2 separate regions of the Homo sapiens genome follow, and region 1 is linked to region 2. A link is an interaction called in ENCODE POLR2A ChIA-PET data of the cell type or tissue named here. Cell type or tissue: HepG2. All regions are shown on one strand. Each heading gives the region's core, and the rest is flanking DNA. Links, peaks and the distances in the headings are about the cores only.

Region 1 (5,364 bases), core at 111-5,110, 140 kb after region 2:
TCCTTTAAGCCCCAAGCTGCATCTGCCACCCTAAGGCATATTGCCAGACGGCTTCCTTCGGTTCCTGTCCAGTTAATGATGACAGGAATTAGCTCAGCACATCGATTCGACAAGGTGGTGCTTTCTGTTGCATGCACTTTTTAAGTGAAAAGCAACTCACATGAAAAATGCATAACTTGTGCGAATAACCTACCCAAGGGCGTTTACAAAAATTAACGTGATTATCTGGTGATAAAATGTTTATAACATTTTATAAACAGAAGAATTTGCCATTTCGGAATTGACTTCATTCTGTCTTCTTGGCAAAATAGGAAAAAATAAAATTGTTCTATTAAAAAAATTAAAAGTTTACAAAACAGGCACTGAAAACCTTCTAGATCATCCTGGAAACATCCTTTACACAGTAAGCAGATGATAAAGAGTACCAATCTCCAATTTCTGCATCAATAAATGAAAGTACATTTGCTGAGCCCTTCACAGTGATACAGAAGTTTTACTGGTGTATAAGTTCAATGAACTGTTAATGTAAAACTGAAAAGTCATCGTCACAGCTGGCTGAATTTGTTACATCGCTCAGGTTAAAAATGTGTCCACGCGCTATTGTTGAAAGAGCACGCAGGTTAGGAAGTCTTCAGAGCAGGGTCTTGGGAGCAACCCCCACCGTCATGACGGTCAGAAGTCTCCGGACTCTGCCAAGTGTGTTGCGGGTGGCTGGAACAAGACTGCTCCCAGGTGAGAGCCTCTGCTTCAGAGCAAGACAGATCCAGGTTTAAACCCCAGCACGCAACAGGAAGAACCTCACCAGAGGGCTGCAGGATGTGGCCTCATCCACCCAGAGTTACCCAGAGCTCCCCCAGCCGCCTCCTGCTCTAATCCTTTCCTTTGCTTGCAGGCACGAATGTTTCTGCAGCAAACCTCTGAGTCCTCACCAAGGATAAGAGGGGACAGGGGAATGGATGAATTTCTATACCCTGCACACGTTGCTGTTTTTACAAGAGAAGTATTTGGTGTTATGTTTACCCACGGAAGTGACAAAATATAAATGTTACTCAACTTTTTATTAAATGAATTGGTTCAATGATTTTCACATCTTAACTGAAAATGTAACGTAAAAAATGAAGGCTACAAAACTGTACGTTCTAAAGCCGATTTTTTGGCTGGTGGCTGCTTCTGCATCAGTTTGCATTTATGAAGAGCACACACCCCACGGTAATGAACCGTTCTGAGATAATGTAACTGTGCAGGAAAATTGAAAAATGCTTCACAAGTGTTAGTTGCTGGAGTATTTGATTTCAAGTGCGAGAGGAGCTAGCAAGATAGATTTAAGAAATGTAGGCTGGGAGCGGTGGCTCACGCCTGTAATCCCAGCACTTTGGGAGGCCGAGATGGGCGGATCATGAGGTCAGGAGATCGAGACCATCCTGGCTAACACGGTGAAACCCCATCTCTACTAAAAATACAAAAAATTAGCCGGGCATGGTGGCGGGCGCCTGTAGTCCCAGCTACTCGGGAGGCTGAGGCAGGAGAATGTCGTGAACCCAGGAGGCAGAGCTTGCAGTGAGCCGAGATTGTGCCACTGCACTCCAGCCTGGGCGACAGAGAGAGACTCTGTCTCAAAAAAAAAAGAAAAAAAAGAAAAAAAAAGAAATGTGAAGTGTTTACTGATCCATTCTTCTTACTTCAAATGTCCTTAGTGGCCAGGTGTGGTGGCTCAAGCCTGTAATCCCAGCACTTTGGGAGGCAGGGGTGGGTGGATCACCTGAGGTCAGGAGTTCGAGACCAGCCTGGCCAACATGGTGAAACCCTGTCTCTACTAAAAATACAAAAACTAGCCAGGCATGGTGGTGCGTGCCTGTAATCCCAGCTAGTTGGGAGGTTGAGGCAGGAGAATTGCTTGAACCTGGGAAGTGTAGGTTGCAATGAGCCGAGATCGTGCCACTGCACTCCAGCCTGGCAACAGAGCAAGACTCTGTCTCAAAAACAACAACAAAAATGTCTTTAGTGTAAAAACAAAGGTTGAGACTTGGATGGAACCTGAGTAGCATGTGTCCCGCACTCGTGCATGTGGCGTGGACTCCCTGGAAGCTTCTGGAAGTTCAGAAGCAGCTCTCTGGGAACCCCACCACGCTGGCCCCTGGCTCCCCTAACACAGCGTGCAGACCTAAAGCCACTCACTCTTGCCAGAACCTCGCCTTTCTGCCGCACACACATGACGCCATCCTTGGAAGCACAGACTGCAGCGAAACACTCAGCAAGACAATCAGGAAGAAAGACGTTTTGAGTAGGTATTTTTAAAGACTTTTCTTTTTAATACAACTTAATTGTTTTTGTAATTTAATGTTTAACAATGTCTCCTGAGATTCCTGAACACTGAACAACTGGCCTGCTGGTCCGTGCCCCTGGCCCTTCCCTTGAGGGATGAGACAAGGAGGCCAGCCTGGGAAAGGAGTGGGCGTCCTGTCCACCTCCGTGAGGGGACCTCCTGCTTTTCCCGATTCAAATCAGTTCTCCTCTGCAGAGGTCTAAAACAGCCCAGTTGTGGAAACACAAAGTAAAATGTGGAAATAGAGAAGCTAGTCTTGACCTGAATAGACCTTGTAGTTTTCGCAAATACCTGTGACAGTAATTAACACCGACATAAGAGGAAGTCGTGATGACACTAAGAGACTCGGAAAACAAGTGGATTAAACACATTGCCTTCTAGAAAAAGCTGCGTGAAATGGGTTTGGAATTTCTGTTTACTCTGAAGATGAAAGCTTCCTATGTTTGTTCACCACTGGAGAGAACACAAAGGCCAGAAACACAGCACGTCTTTGTTCTGCCATGAGCACAGCTCTATTCCCAGACGCTCGCCCCTGCTTTCTGTCACAGGCGGCCATTCTCGTAGGCTGGACTCCCTAAATCCACGAGCTTGCATAGCTCCACCAGTAACACTACAGATTGTAGCAGCAGTAACTTTTTATCTTTTGCCTAAATAAATAAAAAGCACTTAGCATGCTATCTCATGTACAGTAGGTGCTCACATCAATGTGGACTAAATCCACAGAAAGCTAATTCTTCAAATATGATCATTTTGTAAACGATGTAACTAGTATGTAACAATTTCAACTAGTAAATTACTAGATGTAGTGGATGCGTTAGGAGCAGGCCCCGCGCTGGGAGCAGGCCCCGTGCTGGGAGCAGACCACGTGCTGGGAGCAGACCCCGCGCTGGGAGCAGGCCCCGTGCTGGGAGCAGACCCCTCGCTGGGAGCAGGCCCCGGCTGCCACAAGCTGCTCTGGCTGCTGTGGAAATCGTCAGACACCACACAGGCTGCCCTGGGGTGCAGAGGGCCGTGCCCCAGAAGAAAGGCAAAGAGGCATCTGGGAAGCCTCAGCCACCAGCCAAGAAGCACCTCTGACACCGTCCAGGCTCTCCAGGTGAGGCCCACCTGAGCTCAGCCGCCACCAGCGGTCTGAAATCGTGTCTGCTGTTTTTCGTGCCGTCCCCCACCTGCCCCGCCATCCGCTAGACCCTGGGAGGTAAGGTCTAGGTGACAGGGACCCTGTTACCAAGAGAGCGCCCCAGTGAGTGGTCAGACTCAACAAGCACACACACTCTGGGCAGAAGGCAGATACAGGTGCCTCTCCTGGACTGGAAGGGGACCCTGATCCTGAAGCCCAACACGCAGGTGAGAGAGGTGGCCTGCAGGGTCTAGAGAGAAAGAACTGCCAGGAAAAACACTTTCCCCTTTCCTGAAGGCACCGCAACGATGGACATGACCCTTAGTTATTTGGGGTCAGAGGTCGATTCGCACAGCCAGCCAGAATCGTAGACCCTGCCTGGAATCTAACCTGTTTCACAGACTAAGTTTTATTTAATTTGTATTTTGGTTTTGGCTTTGTAGTTTAATGTTGTAAGGATATCATTATAATCAACATATGTCAACACCAGGGTTGCTAAGAAATTTACGCTGCTCTAAGTAATGCTTCCATGACTGGAAATGATTCTAGAATCTGCTCTGAGTGACGCTTCCGTGACCGGAAATGGTTCTGGGAGCCGCTCTGAGTGCCGTTTCCGTGACCGGAAATGGTTCTGGGAGCCGCTCTGAGTGCCGCTTCCGTGACCGGAAATGGTTCTGGGAGCCGCTCTGAGTGCCGCTTCCGTGACGGGAAATGGTTCTGGGAGCCGCTCTGAGTGCCGCTTCCGTGACCGGAAATGGTTCTGGGAGCCGCTCTGAGTGCCGCTTCCGTGACGGGAAATGGTTCTGGGAGCCGCTCTGAGTGCCGCTTCCGTGACCGGAAATGGTTCTGGGAGCCGCTCTGAGTGCCGCTTCCGTGACCGGAAATGGTTCTGGGAGCCGCTCTGAGTGATGGTTCCGTGACCGGAAATGGTTCTGGGAGCCGCTCTGATTGATGCTTCCCTGACTGGAAATGGTTCTAGGAGCCGCTCTGAGTGACGCTTCCATGATTGGAAATGGTTCTGGGAGCTGCTCTGAGTGACGGTTCCGTGACTGGAAATGGTTCTGGCTAACCTTGGCTGCAGTCCTGCAGGGAGGCTCTTCTTGTGTCAATTTTACATGCAAGAAACGGAGGCTCTGAGAGGACCTGGAGGGATCCCATAGGCAGTTCGGGGCCGTCCTCTGGCAAGCGCCCTGTGGGTGACTGCTACAAGGGACGCAGACAAGAAGCGGAAAACCGGTCTCTGGGTGTAGAGAGACTGTCCAAGCTGGGCAGAGTTCTAGGATCCAAGGAGAGGGTGGGACTGTGCAATGGAAAGCAGAAGACACGAAAACCCAGCGACCTCTGACCTGTGAAGCAGAGGCCCACAGACCCGCCCCCAGTCCACGTGCAGCCTGCAGCCTGTCTGTGTGGTCCATGAACTGAGAATGCTTTTACGTCCTTAAATGGTTGAAAAAAATCAAAAGAAAAGTAACTGTTTGGGGACACGTGAAAATGTTCGGAAAGTACAATTTCCTCGTCCACAGTCGCATTTCATCGGCCCACAGTGGTCCTCCTGAGCCATGGACTGACGACGGCGCCCTGGCTACTAGGGCACAGCTGGCACTGCAGAGGCCACGATGCCCAGGTCCGCGCCATCCAGCCCTCGGCAGGAGCTCTGCGCCCACCGCGGAGCAGGTCAGGCACACGCGCTCGGGAGGGGCAAGTGCAGGGTGTCTAGGAGGGCTGGGGAAGCCCTGCAGTGGGGCCGGGCCAGCATTCCCGGAGCTCCATGGACAGGTGGTCGATTGTGGATCGTGGAGAGGCCTCCTGAGCAGGCTTGTGGGGTGGAGCCCTGCCCCCCGCCCGCATTTGTGACACGCCCCTGGGTGGCCAGGTGCCCTGCAGTGTGAGACATTCCAGCCAATGAGACCCACAGGCTTTG
Region 2 (5,364 bases), core at 158-5,157:
GGGACTGAGGGCTCCACAGGCTCCCGGGGTCCCGTCCCCCCAGCTACCCACGGAGGCTGCAGAACTCAGGCAATGCCTGGGTGTGCACTCCGTTCTCACGACCAGCCCTGGACCCCTCGCTCCACAGTTCGCATGTTAGGAGTCCTGGGGGCTAGAGGCTCCTCCTCAGTCCCAGCATCCAGCACCCACCTGGCCATGTGGGTCTCCTGCTTGCCAGGGAGGGGACCACACCGACACTCTGCAGCCTGCAGCCCTGGGGACTGCATTTCTATTTTTGTGGTCAGCCGTGTCGGTCCCCGTGGCCACACATCCTGGGGCCTCCTACAGCCATGCCGGCACATCCTGCCTGGGCGGCCCGGGCCACCTTAACCCCTTCGGGGTCCCGGCTCTGTGAGGGTCATGCGGGCCACGCCCCTGGGCGGGAGTCTCCAGGGAGTGAGCCTGCCTGGGCTCCAGAGCCCCCTCTGGCCCAGCCCTCCCGCAGCATCCTATATAAGGGTCTGAAGCAAGGCCAGGGGCCCACAGCTGGGAGAAGAGCCACAGAGGGCCCACGGCAACCAAGCCAGGTCAAAAGGAGCTCCCAGGAGGAGTCCGCCCAGCCCGCGCTCCACGGCCTTCCCGCTGTCTGTTTGGGGACCTGTGGCCAAGGGGACCCTGGCCCGGGACAAGCAGGCAGATGAAAGATGCAGATGTGGGCCCGACCCCAGGCTACCCTCCCCTCCAGCACTGTCCCCAGCCACCAGGTGTGGGCCCGACCCCAGCCGGACCCCAGGCTACCCTTCCCTCCAGCCCTGTCCCTAGGCGCTGTCCTGGACACTGGCCCCCCATCGCTCTGGCAGGAAGGGGTGGGCAGAGCTCCCGGGGTGGTCCTACGAGGTGCCCAAGGGATCGTCGGCAGAAGCCCGTCCAGGGGGTGACACCTGCCGGGGTGTGAGGGCCCCCGTGACAATGCGGAGGGGCCCTGGGCGCCTGGACACTCGCGGGGTCTCCTCCACTGCCATTTCGAGCCCCCCAGGCGCCTCGAAGTTCCCAGCGCAGGACGCTGGGCAGGGGCCGCGGGGGCCGATCCCAGGCCGCCCTGACCGCGAGCCGGGTCCCAGCGCCTGTCCCCAGCCAGGCTAAGGGGGACGCGGGGGAGACGGCCCCGCTCCGGGAGCGACCGCGACGCTTCCTGCCCGGCTCCGCCCCGCGCCCCCTCCCGTCACCCCCGCGCCCCCTCCAGGCCCCCGCCCCGCGCGCACCTGCCGCCCGTGGTGCTGCCCTCCCGCGTCCGCCGAGCTCCGCGCCCCGCAGGTGTCCGCGCGTCCTGACGCCTCCTCCCAGGGCTGCGCCGACACTGGGCGGGGAGAGAGAAGGGGCGGGGCGGGGCGGGGGCGGGCCGGAGGGGGAGGGGCGGAGAGGGGCCCGGGGGCGGGGGCGGGGCGGGGGCCAGAGCCCAGAGCGGAGGGGGAAGGGCGGCGAGGCGGGGCGATGGGAACAGCCTGCCCCTCTCCCCCTCTCCCCCTCTCCCACCCATTGCTCTCCTCACCCATCCCCCTCTTCCCCCTCCTCCCCGCCGTGCCCGAGGCGGGGGAGGGGGCGACAGGGGGAGGTGTGACCGGGGCGGGCAGCGGGGCGGGGTCGTGCCTAATGGGTGCAGTTCCTGCCACCTGGGGTCACCCTCGGCCCCTTCCAGAGGGGAGAGGGCTGGACAAGGGGACGGGTCGGAGGTCTTCTGGGGCCCAGGCCTCACTTCCTTGGGCTCACATGTAAAACGGGGTCCCACCTGCCCCCCTGGATCCGAGCCAGCTGGCAGGGAAGTTGTGTCCACTCTGAAGCCCCACAGGGACCCAGCTGGGATCGCCCTAGCTGGGATCGCCCTAGCTGGACCCTTCCCTGCAGCTTCCCAGGAGAAAGCTGGGGCACGTGGGACAGGGCTGGGGCCGCTGGAATGTGGCCCAGCTGAGCTGACCAGCCTGTGACATCAGAGAAGTCACTAACAAACCCTTCTGGCCTGTGTTCTCATCTGTGCAGCCGTCCCAGAGCGTCCTGGGGTCCACGGGTTAGTGCACACAGAGCTCCCAGCATGCCAAAGAGCAGACAGATTACCAGTTAACTAGGTTAGCAGCAGAAATCAGGGCTGCCCCTGTTACGTATCAGAAGGGCTAGGGTTTCCCATGTTTAGGTCCTAGGGTAAAAAGGGACAAGAACCCACCTCACTCCTCAGTACTGGAGTGGGTAAGGAGCCGCTGGTCTGTGGGTCGCGGTACAGGACGCTGGCCCCTGTCAGCGCGGCCTCACTTTGGTACCTAACAGTGCAGCAGAAGTTGTTTGCAAAACAAACAAAACAAAACAAAAAAACTATAAAAGACCCCACCATTTAATTCTTGTGTCTCCAAGATTCAGTGGAAACTTATTGATAACTTAAAAACAAAGTAAAGTGGCATAAAAAGGTGAAATCATGGAAGATGTGGACCCAGCTATAGACTTTAGCACTTGCAGTTGGAGCTTTAAAATGTCTCCATTTAGTGGGTAAAAAGAGGAAGCCTGTTTGAATGAAATGAAAACAAAGCTCTGGCAGGAGGGAGGTAAACATTAACCAAGCAAGCAGCGGGAAGTGCAGTCCACCGCGCCGTGCCCACCTGAGGTCAGAACACTGGGAACAGGCATGTGATACACAGAGACAGACTGAGGTCCGGGAGGAGGGTGTGTGGGCCGGGAGGACGGTGCGTGGACCAAGCCTGGCTGCAGAATTTCTCCCGGGGGGAGCACGTGCGTTCAGGGACTGGATCCTTGCTCCTGCAAGCCCGCTCCCTGGAGCAGCAGCAGCATCGGTGACCGTGCAGAGACCCCGGGCCCCACTCAGACCCGCAGGGAGTGGCTCCACTGGGGAACCTGCCCTCCCCAGCGTGCAGAAACCCTGCAGAGACCTGTGCAGGGGACAGGAGAGGGGTCCAGGAAGGGCCAGAACCTGCCAGCATGGGCAGGAAAGGGGGAGGCTGGGCTCAGGGAAGGAGGAGGGATGATTTGAGAGGGACAGGAAATTAAACCCAAGGGAACTCCCTCAACCCAGTAACGTTTCTTCACATAATTAGCCACGGAGACAGGATTGTCACTAGCAATGCGTTCAGGAGCTTTGAGAATCGGAGTGGAACAGGCTTTCCTTCTCAAAGGTGCCTCAGTTAAAAAGGTCAGAGTGGGCCCACATGGTGTTTCTTACCTGTTTTTTGTTTGTTTGTCTTTTTGGAGACCAACGCCCCCTTTCTCATGTTGGCATAAGACCCTCTGGTAACATAGCACATTCTGTCAGACTGTCAGACAGGCTGAATTAAATATCATTTAATCGAGCAATAAAAGTCCAAAGGGAGGCTGCCCGTGGGAACCCGCCCTGAGGATCTCCTGCAGGACGTGCAAGCAGATGGCACCGTGGCTGCGGAAAAGGAGGGGACAGGCAGTGACCCCAGCCAGCCACGACCCCGCTCCACACATTCGTGCAGGGTGCAGGCTCACACCCACAGGCGCATGGACAGTGGGCACCACACTGGAACAGACTTTGCCAGGAAGCACGGATTCCCACCTGATACCCTGAAAGATGCCTCCACCTGCACACCGTGGACGGGCATGGAGCTGGCCCGCAGCCCTCAGGGGACAGACAGACAAGAAGCCAGAACGTCTTCTCCATGAAAGCTTTCCGCATTGGCAGCCAATGCAGCGAAAATACAGAGGACAAAACCCCAAGATGTGTGTGCTTCAGAAAAGGCTAGGGCTCATTCTAAAGTTGAGGCAATTCAAGAGGAAATTAATTCAGCCGAGGACAAAGGCCCAGAGCCGCGCATCAGAGGCTGCCCGCGGTGCCCTGCTGGGGCCAGGCTTGTTAGGGCCGGGCAAGCCCTTTGTGCTCCACCAGCTTTCACAGCCTCAGAAGCCCAGTGGGGCACAAGGAGACTACGTCACAAACAGGTTCCCCTGCGAGCACAGCAGGAGGAGCAGAGACCTCAGGGACAACTCCCGCCAGGGCGTCACTGCCTACCAGTGAGCAGATCCCGCAGGAGCTGAGGCTGCAGGGGAAAGCCGGTTGGCCGCCGCACTGTAGCACACCTGCAGCCTCGGCACACGTGTCTGGGCGCTGCACATGGAGGGGGGAGTACGGGCTGCCTCTGTGGATTCCACGTAAGCCGTGCGGCACTTACAGCGAGCTCAGGTAGCAGGCACCCGGGAAGCTGTGGTGCCCGTGCCTGTGACCCCAAAGGCTGGAATCCTTCCAGGGCATCTCCGTGTGGTCACTGTGTCCCATAAGCAGTTTAGGAAGGTTCATCTGCTTCCAAATTGTTCCAACGTCTCGACTTAGTGTTGGAAACTTTACCATTGGAGATTAAGCGCTTTATGTGAAAGCATCGCTCCCACAGAGATGTCTGTACGGGAAAGAAAAGGAGTGATCGTATCTCAGGTGGGAGACTCCTTTGTGCTCGCCTTACACAGCCGAGGAAGGTGGCGACAGTGTCCTCCCACCTACAGAGGAAAGACCACAGGGCCCCCTTGTAAACCTGTAGCCACCCTGGTTTGTCTCGGAATCTGCCCTTCTGTGTTGGACACGCCACAGGCAGACTTGGGCCTGGCGCCTCTGCAGTTCTGGGTGGCTGGAGGGAGCAGGGCAGGGCTACGCTGGCCTCCTCCAGCCCCCAAATCTGCACAAACCCTGCCTAGACAAGACAGCGGTACTGTCCCTCCCTCACCCCCTCCTCCAGAACGAAAGTGCCGAGGTCTTGGCTTCTCACTGCCCAGGTGCCGTCGGGCTCGGCCTCATGGGCTCCAGCTGTATGGGAAGGGCTTCCTGCCAGCCCTTGTCCCGAAACCTCTGACCAGGGTGGTCTGGCTGGCTACAACCAGGCACCCAGCACCTGGAATCCTCACTGGGAAGCTGAGCCGGGCAGGGGCCCTGAGTCTGTGTCCAGCCAGCCCCATGGTCACTGCGTCCTTCCTGCACCCCAGGCCCCATGCTGGACACAGGGCTCGGCCCAGAGCGAGGCAAAGTCTCTCACTTCTTGGAGCTTATGTCTCAGTAAAAATACATAAAATAGGTTAATGTACACAGACACAGCCTCAAATCGGGGTGAGATTCATGCTGTGAAGGCAAAGAACGCAGACCACGAGGGCAGGTGGGGTGGTGGCCTGCGCCGGGGCCCGCTGAGAAGCAGAGACAGACAGGACCCAGCCGTCCCACGAGGGCCCAGAAGCCGTCCACAGATCGGGAGGCAGATGAGGGTGTGTACGGAGACAGAGACAACAAATATAGCCACCTTTTGGGGAGAATTTTGCTGAAACAAGGAGGTGAGAAACAAGAGCTGAGCCGGGTTTCTGTTTGAGACTCTTCTGCTGCCCCGATGG

Evidence for each region. Peaks named below come from ENCODE experiments on the same cell type or tissue, not always from the same donor. Only the 100,000 strongest peaks of a DNase experiment are listed, where the experiment ranks them.
Region 1: POLR2A ChIA-PET joins it to region 2 with 10 read pairs; 2 of 35 experiments call an interaction of 5 or more read pairs at or near these places.

Annotation. Positions count from the first base shown.
Region 1 is chr13:112,754,693-112,760,056 of GRCh38, reverse strand. The region is part of intron 1 of ATP11A (ATPase phospholipid transporting 11A); the gene reads right to left. ATP11A-AS1 (ATP11A antisense RNA 1) reads left to right here and starts at 5,326. Exons shown (of 2, transcript NR_046661.1): 1 at 5,326-5,364. RefSeq lists enhancers at 2,752-3,310, 3,311-3,870, 3,850-5,049. In HepG2, for the core only: no CTCF peak of the experiment used is centred there; a DNase peak (open chromatin) is centred at 2,756; H3K4me3 peaks cover 403 bases.
Region 2 is chr13:112,890,309-112,895,672 of GRCh38, reverse strand. It overlaps a transcript of MCF2L not described here. Among named protein-coding and RNA genes, the nearest start is that of MCF2L-AS1, 76 kb to the left of the region's middle. RefSeq lists an enhancer at 3,147-3,896. In HepG2, for the core only: CTCF peaks have their summits at 1,269 and 1,644 (motif pointing right); DNase peaks (open chromatin) are centred at 412, 1,932 and 2,572; H3K4me3 peaks cover 2,523 bases; H3K27me3 peaks cover 1,832 bases.